Linked DNA regions of Homo sapiens: region 1 is linked to region 2. Evidence: chromatin loops called from intact Hi-C (ENCODE). Cell type or tissue: PC-9. All regions are shown on one strand. Each heading gives the region's core, and the rest is flanking DNA. Links, peaks and the distances in the headings are about the cores only.

What was found. Peaks named below come from ENCODE experiments on the same cell type or tissue, not always from the same donor. Only the 100,000 strongest peaks of a DNase experiment are listed, where the experiment ranks them.
Region 1: a loop joins it to region 2, with 2.6 times the contacts of the local background. A loop is called at or near these places in 11 of 110 quality-filtered maps.

What each region holds. Positions count from the first base shown.
Region 1 is chr3:57,771,390-57,774,209 of GRCh38, reverse strand. All of the region lies in intron 2 of SLMAP (sarcolemma associated protein), which reads right to left. Among named protein-coding and RNA genes, the nearest start is that of SLMAP, 16 kb to the right of the region's middle. In PC-9, for the core only: no CTCF peak of the experiment used is centred there; no DNase peak of the experiment used is centred there.
Region 2 is chr3:57,824,644-57,827,463 of GRCh38, reverse strand. All of the region lies in intron 2 of SLMAP (sarcolemma associated protein), which reads right to left. Among named protein-coding and RNA genes, the nearest start is that of SLMAP, 70 kb to the right of the region's middle. In PC-9, for the core only: CTCF peaks have their summits at 775 and 975; no DNase peak of the experiment used is centred there; H3K27ac peaks cover 1,793 bases.

The sequences.
Region 1 (2,820 bases), core at 173-2,672, 53 kb after region 2:
TCTTAAAACTCTGCCTCCACACAACTGGCAATTATAAATAAACCTCAGTTTAGAGTATCAGTTTAAAATGGTAAGACTAGTACTACTACATAGGTGTTATGTTTTAAAATATATTTCATACTGAAGTTCTGAAGCAGTTTCTATCATTTAATACCTACCTTTTGCTTGGACAATTACATACAATATTTTCATCATAATCCTTTTAACTTCTTTCATTGTTTTATTCAAAGTATTAAATCTATACTTCTGGCAATATCAGAAATAGTATTTAAATGAGCTTACTGCAGTATTTTAAATGATATAAAAAACCTTAAAAATGCACACAAGTGCAGTCTTTTAATATGCCAAGATAAAAATAATCTTGAAAATAAGAAACATCCTATTTTCCAATACGTAGGTAGTTTTTAAAAATAAAAGAAAATAAATTATATTAATACTTCGGAATCTTCAAATCTTGTCTGCTCACTATACTTATGAAACCAATCTTTATCATTTTACAATCACTCTAATATGAAGTCAGAATGCTAAAGCAGACAGGTGTTTCATAACCCACCTTAGGACATACTAGTTTAGTTATTGGGTTATCGAGATGAATTAAGTGGAGGCATTGCTTTCCCCACAGTTGCAACTCCAAGATTCTTAGCCCCCAAAGTTTATGCCTTGATTTCCTAAAGGTTTTTGCCCTATGGTCCCATCAACCCTGTACAGAAAGTCCTCACTTAACATAGTCATGGATAGGTTTTTGGAAACAGTGATTTTAAGTAAAATGACATATTGTATAAAGAAACCAATTTTACCAATTTTACCATAGGCTAATTAATATAAACAAGAATTAAGTTCCTACAGCATATAGTACATGATGTGGCTTAGTCTCACAGTTTCCAAGAACCTATTGATGACACTGATGTTGAGGACTTACTTATCTCCACCGCTTACCTGAAATGCAGTCTAACTGAGGTTCAACTCTGTCATTTAATCTAAACCATCTGGTGGTAATCCAGTAACAGGGCTCCTTAAAATACAAACTCTACTTGGAGGAAACACTGGTCATTTTCTTGGATGCTGGCATCTCAACCCACTGGCTATTACTGGATAATTATCCAACTTGGTGGGAGGCAAAGCCTATCCCCCCACTAAAAGCTGAAATGACACACGCTGTCGTTTATAGCTTCCTTTGAAGCTAAGTCATGGTCATGTACCTAGGCTCAACCAAACATACAAGCTTAGCACTTTACATCAGGAGTTAGTGTCACAAAGAAACATGATGGTAGGCTGGGCGTGATGGCTCACACCTGTAATCCCAGCACTTTGGGAGGCCGAGGCGGGCGGATCACCTAAGGTCCGGAGTTCAAGACCAGCCTGACCAACATGGAGAAACCCTGTCTCTACTAAAAATACAAAATTAGCCAGGCGTGGTGGCGCATGCCTGTAATCCCAGCTACTCGGGAGGCTGAAGCAGGAGAATCGATTAAACCTGGGAGGCAAAGGTTGCGGTGAGCCGAGATCATGCCACTGCACTCCAGCCTGGGCAACAAGAGTGAAACTCCATCTCAAAAAAAAAAAATTAAAAAAAAGAAACATGATGGTAGATTTATCTGGTGGCAGAGCAGAAGCATCATCACCCACTTTTCAGAAGCAGCAATAACAACAGTGCCAAAGGCATCATCCAATATCAAATGTCAACATTATAAGCTGAGGTATAAGTGCTCAAGAAATGCAGCAGCCATGTCTGCACAACGCCACTTCTGTGGCACGATTTTGGCTGTGACTCCAGCATCGGTTTCCAAACTGAATCCCAGCCTTTCAACGATTCTGAAAACAACCCAATCCCCTTTCAACATACTGCTATTCTTCTTAAATCAGCTATCAACAATGTCTGTGGCATATAACTAAAACCTCAACTGATAAAATGTTCTTCCAGACTCAACTGCCTCCTGACTGTTCTTCTGGGGAATGCCTTTCAATACAGACCTTTATACACCAAGGACATATACACCAAGGACACCTGTTATTCTCTACCCTAAATCTTCAGGGTCCAATTCAAGTCCCCCTTACATGACAAACAAGCCTTCTCAATCTTGATCACATAGTGCTCTTAATTCTTCCTTAATTCTTTATGGGAGTTAGCTTTAGCTTTCCAATTAAACGAGAAACTCCTTGAAGACTGAAGTAATATCGTAATTTCACCATGTTCTATGGTGCCTGATAAGAGCATTATAGGTTCTTTTATATTTTTCCTAACTGACTGACTAGATTCTTGTAATTTACCCAACTTCTTTAATTTCAAATCTTCAAGTAAGGCGGATCTTAAGTATGCTACTGATTTTATTGCTTTAACAGGGAAACTGTACAAACTTAGTAGAAGTGGATAACACGCATTAATCAACAGATGATTTCTTTAACATATTCAAAAAAGTTTCACGCATTCAAAAAAGAATTTACTTAGTTTAGGGAACTCAAAAGATATATTCAAAGAAGAAATTTTTTCAACAATGAAAAAGCACATTTACAAAAAATAAGGCCAAGTACAGTGGGTCATGCCTATAATCCCAGCAGTCTGGGAGGCCAAGGTGGGGGGATCATTTGAGCCCAAAGTTCAAGGTTACAATTAGCTGTGACTGCACCGTATTCCAGCCTGGGCAACAGAACAAGACCCTGTCTAAAAAAAAAGAAGAAAAAGGCCAGGTGCAGTGGCTCATGCCTGTAATCCCAACACTTTGGGAAGGCAAGGCAGGGGGATTACTTGAGCTCAGGAGTTTGAGACCAGCCTGGGCAACATGGCGAGATTCCATCTCTATAAAAAATTTTAAAGTTAGCTAG
Region 2 (2,820 bases), core at 11-2,510:
CTCATCAGTCACTTTTCCTTGTCTCTTGCTGATTAACTTCAATGACACAGGAACAGCACTTCACAGGTTGCACAATTTGCTCTTTGACCTTCAGAAAGTTCCTGCTATAGATGAATTCATTCCATAAATACATACATTTTGCATCACTTTCAACTTTGCTACAATCTGTAAATATTTTCATTTCCATTATAATGATACACTGATTCTTTTTAACTCTTTCTACATTGATAGGTTTTGCAATATCCAAACACCAACAGATGAATAACATTTGAAGTAAAGCTTCAGAACAAAGCACAAATATAGTAGACACACCACAGGCCAGGGGCCACAAACTCTAAGTCCATATAGGGGAGTTCTTAAGATATGAATGCAGAATAGATTCGAGGTAGATAGCAGATACTGCAACAAAAATTTTTAATCTCCTTGAATCACCACCTAAAATCAGAGTGACTAAGATAGCAAAACCAAAATCCCATGGGAAACATTTGTAACAAAAGTAGGTGACACAGTACCCACACAAACCCCAAAATAAGAGTGGGGAAGACCACCAAAAGCCACAAGACCTGCATGGAATCAGCATCTGTGCAGAAGGATACGTAAGGAAACAAAGGGGGCATTTGGGGGACTTGAGGACAACACCAAAATAGCTATTAGGTGTTCACTGGACAGTATGGAGGCCAACTGAAGAAAAGCTGGAAATGGGAATGGTGTGGCTCAATCCAATAACAAGTGAGTGCAGGGTAAGTTCCTAAAAAGGCTGGAACAGTCTGAGCCATATAAATTCTTAAAACCAACCTACCAACCAAAGCTACCTTCCAGGAATGGGCTCCAAACTGAGGGAAAACTGCTGGGAGTGGAACCAAAATTAAGCAGAACAGGGACAATAGAGACAAGGAAAGAAAAGGTTCAGATAAAAGTTGAGAAGGGGAAAGGAAGCCACCATATTTTTAAACATTTTACAAAAACAACAGAAGAGGGAGCTCTGTGAATTAGAAAAGTTATCCTGAACCATGACCCCTTTTTAAAGTTCAGGAAAACCAATTTCATATAAAAATTAGCAACAGAAATGTATCAAGGTCACATCCATACAGTTATTTTAAGAAAAAAGAGAATAAGGAGCAGAATAGTATCTTTACAGATAATGAAAAACAGACCTTGGGAAGAGATCAAAACTGTAAACTTCTATTTCAAAACAAGCTAAAAGACATTAGAAAAATAATTCAAGACATGAAAGAGCAAAATAAATCACAATTATACAACTCAAGAAAAGGTGAAATAACTCAAAAGAATAGAAGTAAAAGGAAAAATTCATTTTAGAAATGAATACAAATTAGAAGGCTCACAAGAGTGATTAAATATAACAAATAATGCCTTAGAGTAAATAAAAGGTTTTAAAAAGGGTAAAATTTTTTAAAACCATAAAGAATGAAGAAAGTGACATCAGCAAAATGCCAGAGTAGGCAGCTCCAAGCTCCCCATAGAAACACTGAAAAACAAGCAGAAACTATCAGAACCAACTTTGTTAAAAGTCTCGAAAACAGTCAAAGGTTTACAGCACCCAAGTAAACGCTGAATCAAGAAAAAGGCAATTAAAATATAGGAAAGCTTTGTGGCATTACTTACCCTAGTCCCATCCCCCTCTCCAGCACAAAATAAGTCTTGGAGACATCAGCCTGCATTCCCAGCGTGGGACACCCTGGTACCTAGTTCCAGAGGGAGCAGAGCAGACCTTAATCACAAATTATTTTGTCTAATTTTCACCTGTCTGGGGCTATAGGAAGAACTGGTGCAAGGCTTTCATCTTTGTTTTGCCTAACTCAGAACTCATCCAAGCTGTAAAAGTGGCTGGCATTGCTTTGTTAAGTGGGATTTACCCTAGGTGGTTCAACTTTAAAAAGGTATTTTATAATATAAAAATGTTTAAATGCCCCACATTTGTAGAAAATGAAAAAAAAAAAAAAAAGAAAACACACAATCATCTCAATGCAGAAAAGGCATTTGATGAAATATAAAATCTTTTCACAATAAAAGCACTCAGAAAGCTAACGTTAGAAGGGAACTTCCTCAACATGATAAAGGGCATTTATAAAAAACCAACAGCTAACATAATACTCAATAGTAAAAGACTGAAAGCATTCCCCATTGAGATCAAGAACAAGACAAGGATGCCGGCTTTCACCACTGCTGTTCAACACTGTACTAGAAGTTTCTTGTCTAGAAAGAATAAAAAAAAAAAAAGGCATTGAAATTGGAAAGGACGAAGTAAACTATGTTTATTCACAGATGACATGATCCTATATATAGAAAACCCCATAGAATTCACATGAAAACTATGAGTTAAACAAATCCAGCAAATTTGCAGCTTACAAGGTTAACACACAAAAAACAGTGTTTCTACATACCAGCAATGAATAATTCAAAAAGGAAATTAAGAAGACAATTCCATTTCCATCTAGAAGAATAAAATACCTATGAATAAATTTAACTGAGGAGGTAAAAGATTTTTACATTTAAAAACTGTAAAATATTGCTGAAAGATATTAAAGATGGTCTAAATAAATATAAAGATGTCCCCATGTTCATGGACTGGAAGTCTTAATACTGTGAAGGTATCAATATTTTCCAAAAAAATCCACAGATCCGGCACAATCCCTATCAAAATTCCAATGACCACCTTTTCTGCAGAAATGGAAAAGTCCATCCTCAAATTCATATGGAAATTGCAAGGGACCTTGAGTAGGCAATATAATCCTGAGAAAGAAGAACAAAGTTGGAAGATGCATATTTCCTGAATTCAAAACTTACTACAGAGGTACAGTA